2 separate regions of the Homo sapiens genome follow, and region 1 is linked to region 2. The links are chromatin loops, found by intact Hi-C in ENCODE. Cell type or tissue: HepG2. All regions are shown on one strand. Links, peaks and the distances in the headings refer to the core of each region. The heading gives the core; the rest is flanking DNA.

Evidence for each region. A loop is a pair of places that touch in the nucleus more often than their neighbours do. Peaks named below come from ENCODE experiments on the same cell type or tissue, not always from the same donor. Only the 100,000 strongest peaks of a DNase experiment are listed, where the experiment ranks them.
Region 1: it touches region 2 in a loop (6-fold over the local background); 2 of 110 quality-filtered maps call a loop at or near these places.

What each region holds. Positions count from the first base shown.
Region 1 is chr11:18,164,773-18,177,013 of GRCh38, reverse strand. MRGPRX4 (MAS related GPR family member X4) reads right to left here and starts at 4,177. Exons shown (of 1, transcript NM_054032.3): 1 at 2,734-4,177. The coding sequence starts at 3,757. The coding sequence ends at 2,789. In HepG2, for the core only: a CTCF peak has its summit at 5,447; DNase peaks (open chromatin) are centred at 4,133 and 5,443; H3K27me3 peaks cover 266 bases.
Region 2 is chr11:18,108,834-18,120,202 of GRCh38, reverse strand. It overlaps the pseudogene SAA3P. Among named protein-coding and RNA genes, the nearest start is that of SAAL1, 8.4 kb to the right of the region's middle. In HepG2, for the core only: a CTCF peak has its summit at 4,515 (motif pointing left); DNase peaks (open chromatin) are centred at 1,412 and 4,522; H3K27me3 peaks cover 363 bases.

The DNA of each region.
Region 1 (12,241 bases), core at 2,050-10,049, 55 kb before region 2:
TGAAGTGGAAAGGATTGGTTATAGAGATGGAATGTATTAGTGAGAGACTTATTTGAAAGGTGTTTGCTTTTATGTAGAATTAGCACAGTGCTTGATGAATTAGGTTCGAATGTTTGTTGAATTCATGCCTACAAAATAGTCATGAATGGCAGCTCCCAAAAAGTGCCATTAGAGACTTTTATATCATTTCTCACTTTCTGGAGAACACTCCTGGATGTCTTGCATGCTCTTCCTCGACATAGAACCGAGAGGAAATGATATCATTGGCCTGGGAAAGAAAGCAGCTCACGAGCAGACTCCCACATCTCCTCCATTCTTCTTCCCAGAGGCAGTGAGCAGACCTGCAATGAAGGGCAACAGTTCTTCTCAGAAAAACCAACTGCAGAGGACACTCTGTTGAGTGGGAGATGCCTGTAGGAGTTCCAGTGAGATCTGGTGACTGAGCCAGCCTTTTCAAGATGCTGGACAAACCTGTGATTTTCAGGTGGAAGCTGCTTGAGAAAAATAGTTACTGATACTCTCCTAAATTCCACACCTAGTCTGTTGCACTAGAAATTCCAAGACATGTTCTCTGCTCTTAAAGACCTCAGAGTGCAGTTGAAGAGAAAGATGTGAGGACAAACAATTGAAATACACTGTTATAACTGCTGTAGTGGAGCAATGTCTGAGGCCAAGTGAGTTCAGAATGGGCTTCAGGGACAGAATCTAAGCTTTCATAAAATTGAAATTTTCTTCTGTCAGAAAAAAAGAGTCACTAACGTCAAAATAAGCAGTGTCCCAGGTGAGAACCAACATTATTTGATTCAATTGCCAGGTGAAAATTCTCTACAGAATTCCTCATGATAAACAACATCTTTGACCAGAACTGTTCAATTGATATCACAGACTCCCAGAATGGGCTCTCTCAATAACCCTCAGTCTGAACTAAAGACATCACATCAAAGCTCCTTTTGTGGAGCATTGGCTGCAAACACTGCCTTCCTGCTTCCTCCAACCTGTAGGAAACCCTTACCTACAGCTATGTCCTACTATGGCATTTGGAAATCGAGGGTGGACAGATAGGATTCAGCATCAGCGAGTGCTGAGCCTGGAAGAGCAATGGATCTGCACTCAGGGGACCTGAGTTCAACATTGTGAACAATGTGATACGAGCCACGAATAAATTTGGTTGGACAAATTGAAAACTATACACCTGTTTATTGTTATAGACCTCTTTATTGCTTTCATAGCTACTTTGTACTGTCTCCTGTATACTCAAAATGCATGTGTCAGCTCCCCTCAGTGAGGGTTAATCTGAGGGGCAGCCTCACTGTCTATGATCAGCACAGACCCTGCTGTGATGTCACATCTTCTCTTGGTGGTCTCTTCTGTCTGCTTGAGCTATCTGTTGAAGGGATAACCACTGGTGGAGAATAGTCCTGAATTTTGTACTGATCCTGTTTTTATAATTAAATGTTTTTAATTGTGGTAAAATGCACATAACATACATTTTACAACTTTCACCATTTTATTTGTACAATTCAATGTCATTAAGTGCATTCACAATAAGTCGTAACCGTTACCACTGTCCCTTTTAAGAACTTTGCATTATTCCACACAGAAAGTCTGTGCTCATTAAATAATGGCTACACATTCTCTCCATCATCCAGCACCAGGATCCTTCTAATTTATTTTCTGTGTTCACGAATTTCCTAGTTTGGATACCTCGTAGAATTTGACCATACAATATTGTTCTTTGGTATCTGGCATATTTTCCTTAGCACAATGTTTCCGTGTTCATCTAAGTCACAGCATGTATCAGAATTTTGTACCAACTGTAAGTTATTATCCGGATACTATAATTGACATTAGCATGGAAAAGTCAGATGTTTTCAGTTTTGCTTCTTATGTTAACAGCCATAAAATTAACTGAAAGTTACAGCCAGAACAATTTGTACAAAACCTGAAAGTATGAAGAATTCTCCTACAACTTAAAGACTCTGTAAATGAATAATAAATGGTTTTCAAGATAATTTCCAGTTTGAAACCAATTTTAATTTCCAATGGCCAAAATGGAACTGGTGGGGTGTATTTATAGGCTCCTCACTGGTCCGTTAGTCCAGGAAGAGCTAAATAAGCACTTACCAGTTCTCAAGGGGAAGGGGCCACGATTGTCTTTACTAGAAACCAAAGCCAACGTGTGACCATGTGTGGACAAATGACAGGAGAGGGCTATTCATAAAACCAATTTCTAAGACTGTTTTTATGAAGGGAGAATCTCTCTCTAAGGACATTATTTTGCTTTATATCTGAGAATTCAATGGAATTTAGAGGTAGCAGAACTCACTTATTAAGAATTGAGCTTCCAACTGCAGTAATGCCTCCAGTCATAGAAGGGAACATGATTTTCAGGGGAACATAGTCTGACAGATTAATAAGGAATCTTCCTTTTTGATACTATCAGGTAGGAAACAAGTATAAAGAAGAGTTTTAGGGTTGTGGACAGGAACTCCTTTTATTACAATGAAAAGTGCAGAAAAAGTGTTCAGTAGGAAAGATTCAGTGCAAGATAACAGGGAAAATGTATTGGTAATATCAAGGAGAATCCAAACATTGTACTGTCAGACTAATGCTTTCCATGGGTGAAAACTGCAACTGTCAGGTTAGATAAACATTTATTTGAAGACCTTGAGTTACCACTGAGACATTTCTGAGGCGAAACGCTAAGAAAAACGCATGTAATTGTCAAGGGTGGCAGGACAGTGTTGCTCTCAAAGTCCCGTCTGACTGACAGGGCAGAGGCTCTCCCTCATGGCCCCAATCTGCTTCCCGACAGCTCCAGGCTTTCCTCAGGAAGCTGCCCTTCACCTTTATCCACCTCAGGCTTGTCCTGCAGAGCCCTCTGGAGAACCAGCTTCAGGTTCTGCCTATTTTGACGCTGCCTAAAGGAGCCCACGAAGAAGTAAATGATGGGGTTGGCACTACTGTTTAGAGAGGACAGGGACATGCAAACCAGATAAACATGACAATATAAGACTTCCAAATTCAGGTGCATCCTGTAAATTAGGGCCCCCAGAATGCCGAAGGGCAGGCCGCAGAGGAGGAAGACCAGCACTGTGAGCAGGATGGTCACGTACAGCCTGGTCAGCGGCATCTTCCGGGATCCACAGAGGATCCTGACCAGCAGGACCAGGCTGGAAACACAGAGAACCACACATAAAAAAATCAGCCACGCGACTGGGATGAAATCTGACGTTTCACACCAACTAGAATCAGCACCACTAAACAGGAAGTCACAGAACCTCCACTCCAGCATACTAAACAGCAGGGACAGGCCCCAGAGCAGGACACACACGACCGCTGACAGGTGTGTGGGGCGGCGGCAGCGGTACCAGATGGGCCACAGAACAGACAGGCAGCGCTCGGTGCTGATGGCGCTCAGCATACTCAGGCCTGTAAAGTAGGGAAAGGTCATCACAGAAACGAGGATTTTGCGGATGAGATGGCTGATATTGATGAGGCGTAATGGCAAACGTATAATCTGGAAGCTGAGGAAGAGGAAGTCTGCTGCGGCCAGGTTGAGGATGTAGATGGAGACAGCGTTCCTGCGCATGCGGTAGCCCAGGAGCCAGAGCACAACCGCGTTTCCTGTCAGTCCGACAAGGGAAATGATGCACGTCAGCACCGTGAAGCTCAGGGTCTGATTGTAGCAAGGAGTCTCCTCACGTCCGTTGATTGGTGTCAGTTTTGTACCGAAGACTGGGACGGTTGGATCCATGCTCAGAAACCCTAGTCTGGTGCCCCTGGGAACACAAACCAGATGTGATCACCAGCTGTATCATCTCTGATTCTCCCCACCACCCTGCCGTATGGGATTTACTGTCCTCATTTAAAGAAGAGAGAAACAGAGGCTCGCAGATAATAAGTCACTTACCAAAGGTGGGGGTCCTCAAATCCAGTTTGAAATCCAGTTCTTGTTGACTCTGAAGCCTGACATCTCTCTACTGCCACACAAGTTCTGTGCTGACATGGGAATAACATTAGGATCAAAACACCCCCACTCATCCGGCCAGGGCTTTGGACCCGATGATTAATCTATCCTGGGTCTGAAATTTTCTTTCAGGTGGAGGAATTCAGATACACAAAGAGGTGGTTGTGACACACTCGTGACTAGGACTGGTCATCCATGGACAGGAAGGAAGACCATGCATTATGAACTAGAGGAAAATGTGACCTTTGCTAGGATAAGTGTGAAAATGGCTGGGCCTGGTGGGTGAGAAATAACTCAGTGTGTCAGTCATTGCAGACAGGACTACATTTTACATTTTATACTCCCAGTGCCTATTTCCATGAGCAGCACACTGTGCTTTTCATATACATTCATTCAATGAATGAATGCATGCATGAGACTAATGGTACTGGTAGATTTGGATGAAATGGAAAATAAAGATGAAAGCACAATGTAAGGTATTAGAACACACACGTATAACTGGATGAAGAAAATTTAATTCATCAGAATTCTATTTGTGGAAAGCTGTATCTGTGTTGAGAAGAATTCTTGATGTGTGCCCAAAACTTGAAATTGACCACTGATGTGCCTTTGAAATGAAGACTCAGTGTGGCTTTGCTGAACACCTAGAAGCATTTTTGTACACAGTGTTTGGGTAGGGTGTGGGTCTGAGCTGAATTACTCAGCAATAGAACAGAGGAAAGAGTAAGTGAAGATGAGGTCTGAGTGTAACTGACGGAGGTAATTGAAGTGTGGAAATATCTATGGGGGACTACTAAGTGTTCTGCTGGGTATACACAATGTAAACTTTTTGGTTCTCTCTTTCAGGAGATCTTTGGTAGCATTTCTTTGTTGATGCAAACATTTGTATGAGAGGCGTCCATGAGGGGAAATAGGCGATGTGTAGGGCTTGGAGTGTAAAGAGAGAGATTCATGCAGATTTCAACTGGAGAATGAGGATTAGGTCTAATCTGGGAGAATAACAGCAGCTGATTGAGAGTTTGTAAGGTATTGTCTCTTTTAATCACCCGAAGAGCCTAGGAGGTAAGAATTGGTATTATTCCCATATGGCAGATAATGCAATTGGAGCACAACGAAAGGGAATTATTTGTCCCAGGGGTTATGTATTACATAGTATGAATTTGAGTCCGGCAGGTCTGACTCACAATCCAGTCTTGGAGCAGCCCTTTATACCCAGCACCACCCTGTGTCGATTATATATGTTACAGGGAGTAAAGCAGAGGAGTGATTCTCAAGTTAAATCCAAGTTGGCAGCCAAAATTGTGGATTGAAAAAAAAACTGACCTAAGCAAACTCCACATAGAGAAGGAGAGGCAAATCAAAGAGGGAACAAAATAGAGGTGAGTGAATGCCATTTAGGAATAAATTCAGGAGTTCCTTTTTGCCTATCAGAGGTCACATTTGCTCTGGAATCCTGAGGATGCACAGGGGCAGGAGGCCTCCTGGTGGACAGAAGATGCACCCTTTGCTGGGAGTACAGAGAAGCATCAGGAGTGAATGCATCCATCATGAGCTCTCTTAGAGGGGCAAGGTGCCACAGCCCTGATTGGCCCAGAAAGGAAATGGGAGGAAAAGGAGAGCCTCTGTTATCCACACTCAGGGCACTAAAGAGTTTCTCTATCTATATTTATGGTATGATATGTTTGTCTTCCTCATGAAAACCAAAGCTCCATAAGGACTAAGTCATACCTGTCATTTTCCCTGTAGTATCACCAACATTTAGCCTGTGTTCCTTAAAGACCATCTATGGTATTATCCTCATATAACATAAGATGAAGCCAAGGCATAGAGAATTAAAGGGTTTTCCTGAGTTCACAACACGAAGAGCAAGTCTAATACCAGCCCCTGGTCCCTGGAACCCTGCATGAGGCTCCAGTTCTGTTCTCTGCCCCATCATTCATTATTTCTGAGGAGTTCCTGAAAAATCTTGATGTGAGCACAGAGTCAGAGACAATCAGGGCTGAAGAGACTGCTAGATTGCCCCAATATTCATTTTCCTCTTCGGTCACATAACAATTCTGAGAGTATAAAAGCAGCACAAAGACCCACATCCCAGTTTTCCTTGATGCTGGATGACATTGTATGACCAGGTGCTGTTAAGTGGAAGAATCACAAAGTGATGTAAGCAATTCCTTGCTCACAGGATCAATAGAAGGAGTAAAGCCTCTCCTTCCCCTCGTCCTTTTCCATAAGGCTGGAATGCTGATGTAGCTGGAAACCATGCAAGATCACAAAGATGAGGGCAACTCTCTAGGGACTGGGAGCCCCAATTTTTGGAATTCTGATGTGTGACGCCTTGGAGCTTCTACTTCAGATTTCAAAGATAGTCATTTCTGGGTATTCACAGGGGATTTTTTCCAGAACTTTAGCACACACCAAAATCTGCAGATGCTCTATTTCCTTCTATGTGGTATTTGTATATACCTATGCACTTTCTCCCAGATATGTTAAATCATTTTTAGTTATTTAGAATAACTGACGAAATGCAAATGCTATGTAAATTCTTGTTATATTGTAGTTTTTCAGAAATAATGACGAGGAAAAACAAGTTTGTACCTGTTCAGTACATACACAACTCCACCATACCCTTATTTTTGGAATAGTTTCCACCTGTGGTTTGTTGAATTTGCAGATTCAGAATCTAGTGACCCAGAGACACAATTATACTTTTTTGTTTAAGATATTTCTACTTCATGTCTTTTTTAGAGCAGCCAAACTTAGATTCTAAACAAATAAATATGTTCTCTTTTTAAATTACATTTTATTTTCTATGCATTTTTGACAAATGCAAACATTTCTGCATAAAAGTGACAGTAGAGAAAGACATGCCAAACATTAAAGTAGTCTCATGGAGCTGAAATGAGACAGGAATCAATCACCTTCAGGCAGAGCAAGCCTCAGGAAGTAGGAGGATATAAGAAGGTAAGAGGAATAGTCTCATTTGGCATGAGGATTTGCTTTCCGTTCTTCTCTATCCTGTTTGACATCCCAAGTGAGTGGCTTCCATGTACCACATTAGTAGGATTCTTTTTATTTCTGGTTTCTAATGAAATTGAGACACTGGGACATACTGGCAGGAGACTGGAAGACAGCAGGAGAGTGACTTGGGATTTCCATCTCCTGGCTCTCTGCCTGCATATTAGTTCCTTCTTGCATTGATAAAAAGAAATACCTGAGACTGGGAAATTTATGAGGAAAACAGGTTTAATTGGCTCATGGCTCTACAGGCTATGCAGGAAGCATAGCAGCTTCTGCTTTAGGGGAGGCTTCAGAAAGCTTCCAATCCTGATGAAAGGCAAAGGGGGAGCAAGGCATCTCACATGGTGAGAGCAGGAGCAAGAGAGAGAGGGAGGAGGTGCTACACACTTTTAAACAATTAGATTTCATGAGAACTTATCAGTATCAAAACAATAATACCAAAAGGGGATGGTGTTGAAACATTCATGCAAAATCATCCCCATGATCTAATAATCATCCCACCAGGCCCTCCCTCCAACAATGGGAATTACAATCAACATGAGATTTGGGTAGGGACACAGATCCAAACCATATCGGCCTGTGTGGTTGTGTGTTGGCTGTGCAGGGCTTCTCCACCTGCCTGCTCGTGCTCTCCCACCCCTATGGCTACAACTATGGCTATGGCGACAATGGTAACTGCTCCTTCCCTGTGCCTTTCAGCCTAGGGGAGGAAGTAGTGCTCCCCTATGTATTGCTGCTTGAGGTGCTTTGCCATGCCTCATCTCTTTCCCTTAACCCTGCGCATCTTTGTAAATACTTTCCTCACGAAACACTCCTTAATTATTTCAGTTTGGACTATCTATAACTTCCTTGGTCCTTTCCAGATAGGCAAAGAAGAATAAATTTAAAAAGTAAGTGAAACAATAAAACCGGCCCTACAGCAGTTCAACTCTGGGAAGAAATGTCTTCATGTCTTCTGGCTCCTTAAATGAATGTAAGAGGCAGCATTCTCTCCAGGAGAGCAGATTGAATGATTGGAATGAAGGAGATGATACGGGGAGATAAATCAGAAGGGGGACCCCATTTGGAACTCACACAGTTTGGGCTGGCAGCACTCAGTTTCCAAAACGAAGCTTCGTGTCTCCTGTCTTTTCCTGAAACAAGCTCATGACCCCCTGCATGTAGCACCAAGGTGGAAGCACAGGACATGATCTGATAGCAAAAACCATAACTGACCATGGAAGAAGACAGTTCTTGGTACTTACCCTTATCTTTCCTTCTTTTGTCCTGTGGTGAAGACCTCCCTTGTGCTAAAGGTAGAGAGCCTTTCTGGGATTCAGTGTCTTCAGAGGACTTTTCTGTGTTGCTTAATTCAGGAGATGCCTACAGGAGCTGAAATGAAAGCTGGTTAGCAATCCAGGCTTATGAAGATGCTGGACAGTCTTGTTATTTCCTGTATGAGGACTATGGACAAATCAGAGGCCAGAGGTATTTGAGGCACAAATCCTAACTGAGATGATTCTTGGCCTCTGTCCCATATCCAATACATATCAGCCTCTCCCATCATGTCCCATCTTGTTCAGCTTCCTGTAAGTAATTGCTGTCCTGATTTTGAAAATCAATTATGGGCCTAGATATCAGATTAAGTAATGTGAACTTTCGTTATGAGGCTTTTTAACTAAAGAAATAAGTAGATCATAGGATCATCAAGGCTGAAAATGGCCTGACACCATGTTTCGGTGTTTTCTTTATCATAGTGGTGATATATTCATGTGTATGCTTTCTTTCCAAGTGGTAGAGAAGTGTATGCAAAGTGAAAATCTAGAATGTCATTGTCCAGAGGCTACCACTTGCTACACATTTTTTTCTAACTTCTTTTATTATTATCAACTCTGAACATTAAACTTTTTAAAAGTTCTGTGAAATTAAATCATTTGTTGTTATTATTTTTATTTCAATGGGTTTTGGGGGAACAGGTGGTGTTTGCTTACATGGATAAGTTCTTTAGTGGTAATTTCTGAGATTTTGGGGCACCCATCACCTGAGCAGTGTACACTATACCCAATGTGTAGTCTTTTATCCCTCACCCCTCTTCCATCCTTCCCCTGAAGTCCCCATAGTTCATTATATTATTCTATGCATTTACATCCTCACAGTTTAGCTCTCACTTGTAAGTGAGAATATATGATGTTTGGTTTTCCATTTCTGAGTTACCTCAGTTAGAGTAATATGTCCAGTTCCATCTAGGTTGCTGTGAATGCCATTATTTTATTCCTTTTTATGGCTGAGTACTATTCCATGGTATATAAATGTATACGTGTACTATATACATAGTTGTATATATATATATTTATATATATTTAATGGGATTGATGGATGAAATGGTAGATCCACTTTTACTTCTTTAAGAAATTTCCACACTGTTTTTCATAGTGGTTGTGCTAGTTTACATTCCCACCAGCAGTGTAAAAGTGTTCCTTTTTTACCACATCCCCGCCAACATCTATTATTTTTAGATTTTTAAATTATGGCCATTCTTGCAGGAGTAAGGTGGTATCGCATTATGGTTTTGATTTGCATTTCCCTGATCATTAGTGACGTTAAGCATTTTTTCCTATGTTTGTTGTCTGTTTCTATCTCTTTTTTTGAGAATTGTCTATTCATGTTTTTAGCCCACTTTTTGATGGGATTGTTTGCTTTCTTCTTGCTGATTTGTTTGAGTTCCTTGTATTCTGGATATTAGTCCTTTGTCAGGTGCTTAGTTTGTGAAGATTTTCTTACTCGGTGGGTTGTCTGTTTGCTCTGCTGACGATTGCTTTTGCTGTGTTAAAGCTTTTTAGTTTAATTAAGTCCCATCTATTTATTTTTGTTTTTGTTGCATTTACTTTTGGGTTCTTGGCCATGAAGTCTTTGCCTAAGTGAATGTCTGGAAGGATTTTTCTGATATTATCTTCTAGAATTTTTATGGTTTTAGGTCTTAGATTTAAGTCTTTGATCCATCTTGAGTTGATTTTTGTAGAAGGTGAGAGATGAGGATCCAGTTTCATTCTTCTACATGTGGATTGCCAATTATCTCAAAACCATTTGTTAAATAGGCTGTCTTTTCTCTACTTTATGTTTTCATTAGCTTTGTCAAAAATCAGTTGACTGTAAGTATTTGGCTTTATTTCTGGATTCTCTCTTCTTTTCCATTGGTCTATGTGCCTAGTTTTATGCCAGTGCTATGCTGTTTTGGTGACTATAGCTTTGTAGTATAGTTTGAAGATGGGTAATGTGATGCCTCCAGATTTGTTCTTTTTGCTAAGTCTTGCTTTGGCTATGTGGGGTTTTTTGTTTCCATATTAATTTTAGAATTTTTTTCTAGTTCTGTGAAGAATGACAATGGTATTTTGATGGGAATTGCATTGAATTTGTAGATTGCTTTTGGCAGTATGGTCATTTTCACAATATTGATTCTACCCATCCATGAGCATGGGATATGTTTCCATTTGTTTGTGTCATCTATGATTTCAGCAGTGTTTTGTAGTTTTCCTTGTAGAGGCCTTCCACCTCCTTGGGTAGGTATATTCCTAAGTATTTTTTTTTTTTACAGTTACTGTAAAAGTGTTTGAGTTCTTGATTTGATTCTCAGCTTGGTCACTGTTGGTGTATAGCAGTGCTACTGATTTGTGTACATTTAGTTTGTATCCTGAAACTTTACTGAATTTATGTATCAGTTCTAGGAGCTTTCTGGATGAGTCTTTAGGGTTTTCTAGGTATACAATCGTATCATCAGTGAACGGGACAGTTTGACTTCCTCTTTATCGATTTGGATGGTCTTGATTTCTTTCTCTTGTCTGACTGCTCTGGCTAAAGCTTCCAGTACTATGTTGAATAGAAGTGGTACTATGTTGAATAGAAGTGGTGAAAGTGGGCATCCTTGTCTTGTTTCAGTTATCAGGGAGAATGTTTTCAACTTTTCCCCATTCAGTATAATGTTGGCTGTGGGTTTGTCATAGATGGCTTTTATTACATTAAGGTATGTCTTTTCTATGTCGATTTTGCTGAAGGTTTTAATAATAAAGGGTGCTAGATTTTGTCAAATGCTTTTACAGCTTCTATTGAGATGATCATGTGATTTTTGTTTTTAATTCTGTTTATGTGATGTATCACATTTATTGACTTGTGTATGTTAACCTAACACTGCATCCCTGCTATGAAAACCACTTGACAATGGTGGATTATCTTCTTGATATGCTGTTGGATTGGGTTAGCTAGTATTTTGTTGGGGATTTTGGCATCTATATTCATCAGGGATACTGGTATGTAGTTCCTTTTTTGTTATGTCCTTTCCGGTTTTGGTATTAAGGTGACACTGGCTTCATACAATGCTTTGGCAGGATCCTCTCTTTCTCTATATTTTGGAATAGTTTCAGTAGGATTGGTACCAATTCTTCTTTGAATATTTGATAGAATTCAGCTGTGAATACGTCTGATCCTGTACTTTTTTGTTGGCAATGTCTCTTTAATTTTTATTTCAATCTCTCTGCTTTTTTTTTTTTTTTTTTTTGGTCTGTTCAGAGTTTCTGTTCCTCCTAGTTTAATCTAGGAGGTTTGTATATTTCCAGGAATTTATGCATATCCTCTCGGTTTTCCTGTTTGTACATGTAAAGGTGATCACAGTAGCTTTGAAGGATCTTTTGTATTTCTGTGGTATTGGTTGTAACATCTTCTGTTTCATTTCTAATTGAGCTTATTTGGATCTTCTCTGTTCTTTTCTTGGTTAAAGTTGCTAATGGTATATCAATTTTGTTTATGTTTTCAAAGAACCAGGTTTTTGTTTCACTTTTCTTTTGTTTCATTTGTTTTTTTTTTTTCATTTACTTCTGCTCTGATTGTTTTTATTTCTTTTCTTCTGCTGGGTTTGGGTTGAGTTTGTTCTTCCTTCTCTAATTCCTTGAGATGTAACCTTAGATTGTCTATTTGTGCTCTTTCAGACATTTTGATGTAGGCATTTAATGCTATGAACTTTACTCTTAGCACCACTTTTGCTGTATCCCAGAGGTTTTGATAGGTTGTGTCACTATTAGCATTTAATTCATAGAATTTTTAAATTTTCATCTTGATTTCATTGTTGACCCAATGATAATTCAGGAACAGGTTATTTAATTTCCATGTATTTATGTGGTTTTGAAAGTTCCTTTTGGAGTTGATTTCCAATTTAATTCCACTGTGTTCTGAGAGAGTACTTGATATAAATTCAATTTTCTTAAATTTATTGAGACCTGTTTTGTG
Region 2 (11,369 bases), core at 456-8,455:
GTGCCCAGGGGTTTGAGACCAGCCTGGGCAACATAGCAAAACCCTGTCTCAAAAAAAAAAAAAAAGAAAGAAAGAAAAAGGAAAAGAAAAAAAAGAAAGAAAGAAAGAAAGAGAGAGAGAAAACGGTAGAAGAAATAGGGACTAAAAACATTATATACTGTAGTCTACTCCAGTGATTTAATAGATCTAAAAGGCTCAGAAAACTGAGCCTTTTGGAGATGGAGAGACCTTCCCAAAATCACATCACTGGCTAGAAGCAGAGAGGTAGGGCAAGAACCCAGAAATTCCATACCACTGACCACCCAGCGTGTGTGTCTGATGGAGTTCAGCCTCAGCACCTTTTCCCTAGCTGACTCGTGAGATTACCGAAAGATTTTTCTTTCAAGTCTTTCACCCAGACTTCAAAGATGATTTTATGTCCTATTGTTACAGGACAGGGCTCAGGATCCAGACCCCCAAGAGAGGGTTCTTGGATCTTGCACAAGAAAGAATTCAGGGCGAGTCCACAGTGCAAAGTAAAAGCACATTTATTAAGAAAGTAAAGTGACAAAAGGACAGCTACTCCATAGACAGAGTAGAACGTTCCTGAAAGTCAGAAAAGGAACGTGTCCACCCTAGGCACAATTGCTTGTATACATGGGGAGATGTGTTCTGCTACAAGGGTTTGTGATAACAGATTTCTTCTTTTCTTTTTCTTTTTCTTTTCTTTCTTTCTTTCTTTTTTTTTTTTTTTTGAGACAAAGTCTTGCTTTGTTGCCTAGGCTGTAGTGAAGTGGCACAATCTCAGCTCGCTGCAACCTCTGCCCACCAAGTTCAAGCGATTCTCCTGCCTCAGCCTCCCAAGTAGCTGGGATTACAGGTGCCCACCACCACGCACAGCTAATTTTTGTATTTTTAGTAAAGACAGGGTTTTGCCATGTTGGGCAGGTTGGTCTTGAATTCCTGACCTCAGGTGATCCACCGCCTTGGCCTCCCGAAGTGCTGGGATTACAGGCGTGAGCCCCCGCACCCAGCCCTGTTTTCTTAATTACTATATTTTGCAAGAATCAATATTATTATCTTTTTTTTTTTTTTTGAGATGGAGTCTCACTCTGTCACCCACGCTGGAGTGCAGTGGCACAATCACGGCTCACTGCAACCTCCACCTCCTGGATTCAAGCAATTCTCCTGCTTCAGCCTCCCAAGTAGCTCGGACTACAAGCGCGTGCCACCACACTCAGCTAATTTTGCTTTTTGTATTTTTAGTAGAGATGGGGTTTCACCATTTTGCCCAGGCTGCTCTCGAACTCCTGACCTCGTGATCCACCCACCTGGGCCTTCAAAATTGCTGGGATTACAGGCGTGAGCCACCGCGCCCGGCCAATGTTATTATCTTCAAAGAAAAATTAGGAATGTCTTTGTTCTCCAAATATTGGGATATTTGCACACTCCCAAGTCTGGGTCTGTTTAGTAAACATTACGAATTTGTTCCCTTAACTGTAAACATCTAGAGGTTAGGAATGCCTAACTTTCTGAGCACGCAGCCTAGCAATCTCAGCCTCATTTTCCTAGCCCTCATGCCAAATAGAGTCGCTCTGGTTCAAACGTCTCTGACACTATGTGAAAATAAACCTTGGTCCTTATAACTGTAGTTCTAATTGGTAATCTTACTTACTAATGTCTTAATAATAGGTTGCCTTGGTAACAATATTGTAATTAATATTTCTGTCTCCTGGAAAATATAAATTATTATGCGTTTTCTTGGTTAAGGTGGAAGCTCTAAAATTAATTAAATGCTTTACACGTGCCCAGAATTAACCCAAGTCCCTGTCAGCATTAATCATTTAATCCTCACAACAACCCTACAAGGGAGTTGTATTTTTCTGCATCCTTCCTATATCTACTATTCTGGTAACTAGGATTCATTAAATGTGAATTTTTTGAGGGTAGTGATTTTGTATCATTATTTTCTTCATTTTATATTTAGGGAATATAAAGTTCTTCCCGCTGGTCTTCTAAGACTGGGGCTTAGGTCTGAGATGTCATTCTTAGTCATGATACCTGTGGACTTTTGGGCTTTTCTGATTTTTGTTTTTCTAATTCCTAATAGAATTAAGCCTTAGTATTCTCCTCTTCTACTTAAATTAATTGTAACTTAAAAGAATGGAGGTGTCTTGGGCCTCTCAATCAGCCTGGTCACACAAGGTTATCAGAGTAGTGCTACCATCTGATTTACTGTTCAATCCAGGCCATTGTAGACAATGAAAAGATGTGCCACTATTAAGCTTGGACAATAGACACTGATCTCATGCAAACCAGCACACGTAGTCACTTGTAAGAGACTGTTGGAAAATCCCTTTAAGGCCTGGGGACTCTGATATCATGACAGGAAATCTTTCTTTTTCAGGAGAAACAAGTGAAAAGAACTGACTGCCGTTATTGTCTATTATTCTCAGCTTGGCACCATAAGAAACTGCGTGTACCTTCCCGGAAGGCAGAATACATTAAGTAACAAAGGAAGAAAACAGGCAAGGCTTGTCAAAGTCCCTGTGAGGAGTTCCTCTTGGTATCTAGAAATCATACTCGCTTTCTTGCTCTTTTTCCTGTGAGTCAGTGTGTCACTTTGTCACCCAGGCTAGAGTGCAGTGGTGTGATTATGGCTCACCATAGCCTCCAACTCCTGGGCTCAAGCAGTCCTCCTGCCTCAGCCTCCTGAGTAGCTGGGACCACAGGTGCATACTACCACACCCCGCTAATTTAAAAAATATATATACAGATATATAGTGGAGATGGGGTCTTGCTATGTTTCCCAGGTTGGTCTTGAGTTCCTGGCCTCGAGTGATCCTTCTGCCTCAGCCTCCCAAAGTGCTGGTATTATAAGCATGAGCCAGTGTCTCCACGCCACTTGCTTTCTAATACTTCTGTATTAGTCCGTTCTCATACTGCCATAAAGAAATGACTGAAACTGGGTACTTTATAAAGAAAAGAGGTTATATTGGTTCATGGTTCTTTAGTCTGTACAGGAAGCATAGTGGCTTCTGCTTCTGGGGAAGCCTCAGGAAACTTTCAATATGGCAAAGGCAGAGCGGGAGTGAGGCATCTCATATGGTGGGAGCAAGGACAAAAGAGAGTGAGGGGGGAGGTACTGCACACTTTTAAATAACCAGATCTCAAAAGAATTCACTCACTATCACGACGACAGTACCAAGGGGGATGCTGTTAAACCTTTCATGAGAAACAGCCTTCCTGATTCAATCACCGCCCTCTAGGCTCCACTCCCAACATTGGGAATTACAATTGAACATGAAATTTGGGTGGGGACACAGATCCAAACCATATCAACTTCTATCAAAGAAGAGAATGACTTGAATAAAACGAGAAAGTAGATTTCCAGCATTGAATGGTTCCAAAGGGAGTAAAATAATTGTGACAGGATGTGATCATTGGCCCTCAATTTCTGCCTGAAGAAGAGTAGGAAAAAGGAGGTCTGGACATCACATGCCCTGCTTTATGAAGCAGCTCCTCCAAGTACACCATGACCAGTGGCTGTGGATGGTTGACAACTCCCCTCCTCTTCCCCCTCTTCTACTGTCTACTCCTGGGACCAAGTGAGCCACGCCAGCTCAGATACTACACTGACCACAGGGAATCCCACCTTTTCCAAGGAATGGAAGTTGTGTAGGGAATATTCAAATGTTGCTTAGCATTGCCTTAGATAAGAACCAAAGGGACAGGGAAATCCTCTGACAGCTATCTGCCTTATAACTTTCATTTTACTGTGCCTAAAATATGCTCAGAACCCAGAAAGAGGCATAATTCCTAATTTTGGCAGGCTCTAATCTAAAATAATGATTCTCAAACATGGTGTGACTTTTGTCTATTTGCTTTATCCTGGGTCACTGCTCCTCTTCTGTCAGATACTGGGATTCCAATGAGACAAATGGAAATGGAGACGTAGACCCTCTGACCTTCTATCTTTTATCTATACACATACACCTGTGTGTGTGTGTGTGTGTGTGTGTGTGCGTGTGTAAAACCGAGTGGGTTTTTTTCTTGGAATGAAAGAATGGACTAACATTACAAAAAATAAAAACTTGAAACAGAATGTGTATTATCCTTGGTTGTGTTTCCTTGGCCCTGCAGCAGGATGAAGCTCTCCACTGGCATCATTTTCTGCTCCCTGGTCCTGGGTGTCAGCAGCCAAGGATGGTTAACATTCCTCAAGGCAGCTGGCCAAGGTGAGGTCCACAGGATAGGGGGCAGGAGGCTGCTTCTGGCTGCCCCCAGGATGCAGCTGAGCAGAGGCCACATCCCCACTGGGCAAAGGTGCTAGTGATGCCACAGATGGATAGAGAAGGGGCATGGTTTTTCATAAGCGTGGTTCCTCATGCTTTTCTGGACAGCTTTGACACTCTTCTATGAGGATCCTCCAGCCGAGGTCGCATAAGGTGTGAGCTGCCTCTTTTCAGCAGGACCATGAGAGAGATGTGGAGTTGAGGGGTGCATGTTCCCATAATACCGGTGGGGCTCTACTGCCCCCTAGTGGGAAATCTGGGACAGTTCATGTCTATGTCTCCTGGGAAGCCAGGAAGCAGGTGGATCAAAAGTGTGAGGCGAGTCCATGGGGAAGCTGAACGGAGCCAACCGTCCCCATAAAAACAACCAAGCTTAGCTGAGATTTTAATACGTACTAGGCACTGTTTAAATGTACTAATGAATTGGTTTCCATCATTTAGTCCTATGATGCAAGCAGCATTATCCCTTAACAGAGAAGCTAACACACACACACACACACACACACTAACACACACACACACACACACACACACACAAACCCCAAGATACGTAAAGAAGTTCCAAAGCAGAGCAGGATTAACCCAGGCAGTCTTGCTCTGCAGAACTTGCTCTTAATCAAGGTACTCTGCTGCTTTCAAAACAAGAGTTTCGGATTTGTGAACACATAGCTCATCCTTTATCTAAGAAATGGCAAATAGGATGTGGTGCCTTTGGAAGGTAAGTCTAGCTCCACTTATCCCAGTAAAACCTACAGTGAATTACCTTGATGGTGGTTCTACTGGGGCTTATATATGGCCAGGAAACTGCTAGCAAGAGAAATATACCCCGAGGGCTGGGCACAGTGGCTCACACCTGTAATCCCAGCACTTTGGGAGGCTGAGGTGGGCAGATCACCTGAGGTCAAGAGTTCGAGACCAGCCTGGCCAACATGGCGAAATCCTGTCTCTACTAAAAATACAGAAATTAGCCGGGTGTGGTGGCATGCGCCTATAATCCCAGCCTCTCGGGAGGCTGAGGGAGAAGAATTGCTTGAACTCAGGAGGCAGAGGTTGCAGTGAGCTGTGATCACACCACTGCACTCCAGCCTAGGAGACAGAGCAAGACTCCATCTAGAGAGACAGAGAGAGAGAGAGAGGGAGAAATATACCCCACTAGCCATAATAAAGTGGCAAAATTTTGTTTTCAGAATGCAGTATTTTAAATTTCAGGTATTATTATTTTTCTGAGTCTCTGAAAAATGGTTTTAAGGATTTGCTTTTAATCCTATTTACATGTTCACACACTCAACTACAAATATCTTTCATTCCTTAGGTTAATATTTTTCAAAGGGTTGTTCTGGGACCACTTGCGTGAGAATCACCTGGATTCTGGGATGCTTTGTGAAATGAAATGAAGATTCCCGGGTCCATACCCTACCCCCTGCCCCCAGCAGCCACAGTCTCTTGGGACAGAGCCTAGAAATCTTGCCTTTGCTAAGCACCTCGGTAGATTTTTATGCACAGCAAAGGTTGAGAACCACTACCTCTTGTTTTGCTGCTGAAAGTGATAAAATGTGCCAGGAATTTTGGAAGTACTTATTAAGCCAATCTGAACATCAAGGAGCCATTTAAGTCAGTAACTCAGAGGAATAAGTAGAGTAAAAATGTCATAAACTCTCAATAAAAGCAATCAATTTAACACCAGGAGTAATAAATGCATAAAATGAAGATGAGTTATCTAATAGAGAAATTATATAAACCATGATTATAACTCTATATTTGAGTTCCCCCTTTTCCGTAATCAGTTAATTTTCTAAAAAATCTTCGTCACTTAATTCTAGCTTGATCAGATCCCTTCAGTCCGTAACTCCCTGCTCCTCATCTTAGTTTAGCCCTTCTTTTTTCTTATGCCACCTTTCCTAAGGACCAGAGAAGTGAAATGATAATATATTGGCCACCTACAATGTTCTAGACATCATACATGTATTTTCTCTGCTCTTCTGCATAATCACTGTGAGGCAGGCAATACTCCTCCATTTCATTGGGGAGGACATTGAGGTTCTGAACTAGTGGGTCAGTTGTCCTTTTTCTGAATTTGATTACCCAGTAGTATAAAGCTTTCTTAGGTAACTCACCTTTATCACTTGCTGACTGAATTCTGACAGATGTCAGTTTCTAATTATAGCCTGGACATTCAGATGTATTCAGGACCAAGTTGTCCTCACTCTACCTACAGGCATGAATTTCTCTCATTGACTAGGTTAGGAGCGCCATATGTCTGCAGCCTCCCTCAGAATCCCCTGTGTTCTCACACCAGGGAACTGAGGGTTCCCTGGGTCCTTCCAGGTAGAAGTTCATTGTACAATGAAACATCCCTTAAGGACCATTTCATCTCTTCTTTAGGTGCATCACACATGGTTAAAACAAAGTAATAACAGAACTTAGAATGGAATCAAACAGAATGAAACTTACACCAAGTACAATTCTCATTACATTAACCCAGAGAAGTGAAAAGTAGAAGAATATTTATTTCAAGCCAATATAATTTCCAAGGGCTTTGTTGAAGGCTGAAATCTTCGGGAGGAAAGTAGTGAGAAGAAAACTGTTCATTCCTCTATTTTCCCAGTATATAATTGTTTTGATCATTTTCTTTCCTTTCCAGGGACTAAAGACATGTGGAAAGCCTACTCTGACATGAAAGAAGCCAATTACAAAAAATTCAGACAAATACTTCCATGCTTGGGGGAACTATGATGCTGTACAAAGGGGGCTTGGGGCTGTCTGGGCTACAGAAGTGATCAGGTAATGCACATTCCTGATGTTGCCAGGAATGAGTGAGCAGAGCTTGACTGCCTTGGACAGTCAGGAGAGAGGTAAGCTCCTTGCAGAGAAGTTAGAGGCTGCAGCCCCTCCTCCTCTTGCCCTCTCTCTGCCTGTGTGCTTAGTGCGAGGGTCTGAGTGGATGGTAGAAGTGAGTGATTCCTCACCCTCCCTCTCTGGGTGCTGTTCATCCAGCCTAGGGGTGCCCAGCCTGGCTGAGTGGGGCAGTGCCCAGGCAGGGTCATTGTTTTCACCCCTCCTTCCTTGGCCTTCCTGGGCTTCTCCCAGAGTCCTCCCTTGGAAAGCAGAGAATGGGAAGGTGGGCTGTTGCTCACTGGCCTGGTGATTAATCTCCTTGCTTGCCTGGACTACAGCGATGCCAGAGAGAACGTCCAGAGACTCACAGGAGACCATGCAGAGGATTCGCTGGCTGGCCAGGCTACCAACAAATGGGGCCAGAGTGGCAAAGACCCCAATCACTTCCGACCTGCTGGCCTGCCAGAGAAATACTGAGCTTCCTTTTCAATCTGCTCTCAGGAGACCTGGCTGTGAGCCCCTGAGGGCAGGGACATTTGTTGACCTACAGTTACTGAATTCTATATCCCTAGTACTTGATATAGAACACATAAAAATGCTTAATAAATGCTTGTGAAATCCAGTTTGTTATTGGAATCTGGAAGCAGAATATGACAGTCTTCCTGGGATCATGGGCCTGTTTAGTACCATAGGGATGACCAATAAACATCACTGTTTTATTTTTTAAAACATAAAGCACTAATGCACAATAGTGGGAATTGGGGAGAAAACTATATCTATACATGGACCACATTGTATGGACCATAATATGGACCAACTATAAGCCTATAATTATATGGTTCATAAAATAGAAAAGATAATAAGATAATCCTATGAACAACTTCAGTAATGAAGCCTAAAACTAAATTAAAAATCAACAAATCATAGAAAAATACAATTTACAAATACCGACTAAAGAAGAAATGAGAATCTAGATTAGCCTGTAATTATTTTAAGAGATTAAATCTTCTTACAAAGAAAACAGCAGGCCCAGATGGTTTTGTAGACAAATAATATGCCTTCAAAAAGGCAAATAAGGGCCAGACATGGTGACTGATGCCTGTAATCCTAACACTTTGGGAGGTTGATGCGGGAGGATTGCTTGAAGCCAGGAGTTTGAGACCAGCCTGGGCAACATAGCAAGCCCCCATCTCTATAAAACAAAAAACAAACAAACAAACAAAAAACAGCCAGGTGTGGTTATGTGCACCTATCATCCCAGCTGCTTGGGAAGCTGAAGCCAGAGGATAGCTTGAGCCCAGGAACTCAAGGTTGCAGTGAGCTATGATCACACCACTGCACTCCAGCCCAGGTAACAGAGCAACACCCTGTCTCTAAAAAGAAAGAAAAGAAGAAATGGAAAAATGAAGAAAGGAAGAAGAGAGTTAGAAAGAAGGAAAGAAATAAATAAAGATGCAAAAAAAAAAAAAAGCAAAAGTACTTGGAGTTACAATGAATTGGCCCCAGCAGTGACCATCTCCAAGTTCACTGTGTAGCCTGAGGTTATTCCTTTCATAATCCCAGAAAATCCTGGATTCTTGGAGAGGGGTGTTCTCAGACACTCCACATAGTTTATTTCCCAAGTTGGATCCTCTCTCCTGGGTCTTGCTGGCCCAAGTATCTCTGGTTACAGTGGACTGTTTCTAGGCCCCTCTATGTCCAGGCCTCCTTTCTGTCCAGTCAGCTATGTCCTTTCCTTTTTTCTTCCCCCCAGGAATCTGGATTCCTCAGTGTTCTCTTTCCCTGCCACGAAGGCATAATCCCAGGAATCTTTCCCCACTTCATTTCCCAAACCCAGTGTCAACCAGTCCCTGTCCATGGTACTAAGAAATACCTTTCAAAGCTATTTCTCTTATCTTTTTGACTACTCCTTGGTTCGTGCCAGGGTAAAATGTCATCTTCTCAATGAATCAGATCTGTCAGCTCCTAAATCCTTACCCTGGGGTAATAATGAATGCCTCTATAGCACTTTGTTCATGCCTTCTTGAGAATCCAGTTCCATCCTTGTCAGAGTCAGTGGTTAATATGGCAGTACTCCTGCTGGTTGATTTTCAAGCTCATCTAAACGAGTCAATGGCAGTGAAAGAATGTGTGATCATGATAAAGGTGGTAGAATGACAGTTACTATTCATGGTGCGGTGACCAAGGGCCAGGCACTGGTCTAAGTGATTTCTTCTGTTATCCACTGGATCCTCACACTTTAATTATCCTTATTTTAGAGCTCAGGAAACGTGAGGCACAGACAATTTAGATAACATACACAAGTTGCACTGCTAGTTTGATGCTAGAGTCAACATTCTGAACCATTTGCTGTAACTAGCAATTGCATTGGAGTTTAGAACTTATAAAACACGCTTGCACATATGAGTTCATGTAATCACTGCTCCTATGAATGTATTCCATGAGCTACCCTAGTTAGTAATCTATGAATCTCATATCAAATCTGTGTGTGTGAGGAGCAATAAGGAGCTGAGAAAAAACCAGCAAGATGGAGGAGGTTGCATCGCTATTCAAGGGAGCTGTGGAGAGGCGTCTCCAGCGATGGAGGTGGTATATGTGAAGAATCCACAACACACATACACAGAATCAGCTTCAAACACCTGCTGGGCCCAAAGAACATGAAACCATCTTATGAAAACACCAGTCAAGTAAGAATTTTCCTTTCCCTCCCCTCTCACTTCCAATCCTTCCCCCCTAATCGGGGAGAGGTCAGAAAGAGCAGCTGTCTATCTGTGGGAGGAGGAAGCAGGGAAGGAAACAAAGTCATCACCCCCCTCCAGACTGAAGTACCCATCTATAGTGGGCTTAACTAGGAAAGGGGAGAGAAATTTTCATTTTAAATGAATTGGAAGCTTCAAATCATGACTTGGACCTGGACTTTCTAGTTACCATTTTGAGATAAACTAAATGCCATCAAACCTGTGGCTTTAAATTACTACCTGTATAACACTGTTTGTTTTGTTTTGTTTTGTTATTTGAGACAGAGTCTTGCTCTGTTGCCCAGGTTGGAGTGCAGTGGCATGATCACCACTCACTGCAGTCTCAACTTCTTGGGCTCAAGCTACCCTCCCACCTCAACCTCCTGAGTAGCTGGGACTACAGGTGCTCCCCACCACACCTGGCTAATTTTAAAAAGAACATTTGTAGAGACAGGGTCTTACTATGTTGCCCAGGTTGGTCTTGAACTCCTGGGCTCAAGTGATCCTCCCACCTTAGCCTCCCAAAATGCTGAGATTACAGGCATGAGAACACCGTACCTGGCCTGTACAGTACTTTCAATAACCTTTGAGTAACTAGGGAAGGCATGAATTGACTTGTGTTCAGGATCAAAGTGAGAGATATTGGGACAAAAAAAAAGAAAGGAAAAAAAACCTGCTTTCTGGTTATAAAATGTAATTCTGTTTGATTAGCACACTGATGACATTGGAGAGTGTGTAATAACTAAGGATTATGATTAATCCAATTCTGTGCACCTGAGATCCAAAGAGAAAAGAAAAAAAACAAAACTCATGGAGCCTAGCTGTGAGTATCAGACTCAAATAAAAGTTGAGAAGACATTGGGAGGTTATCTCAGTAATGCCAACAACTTACAAATGAATTTTAGACTGGCCTCTTTCTTTTTTTTTTTTTTTTTTGAGACAGGATCTCACTCTGTCACCCAGGCTGGAGTGCACCGGTGCGATTTCAGCTCACTGCAACATCCACCTCCCAGGCTCAAGCCATCTTCCCAGCTGGGAATACAGGTGTGCGCAACCATGCCTGGCTAATTTTCATATTTTTTGTAGAGACCAGGTTTCTCCATGTTTTCCAGGCTGGTCTTGAACTCCTGACCTCAAGTGATCAGCCCACCTCAGCCTCCCAAAGTGCTAGGATTATAGGCATGAGCCATCGCGCCCAGTCCTGGCCTCTTCTTTTTAAAACTCATTTTTATTTTATTAAGAATAAAACAAATAATATACCATGAGTATATGTCAAAATTTAACATAAATTATATATCATAAACCAGCAAGTATTGAATTGTGGACTCACATCAATATGATGGTTGGTAAACATAACCTATATGTGTGTATATGATAAAAGAAATGAGTTGGGAGGCCGAGGCGGTGGATCACGAGGTCAGGAGATCGAGACCATCCTGGCCAGCATGGTGAAACCCCGTCTCTACTAAAAATACAAAGAATATTAGCCAGGCGTGGTGGTGGGCACTTGTAGTCCCAGCTA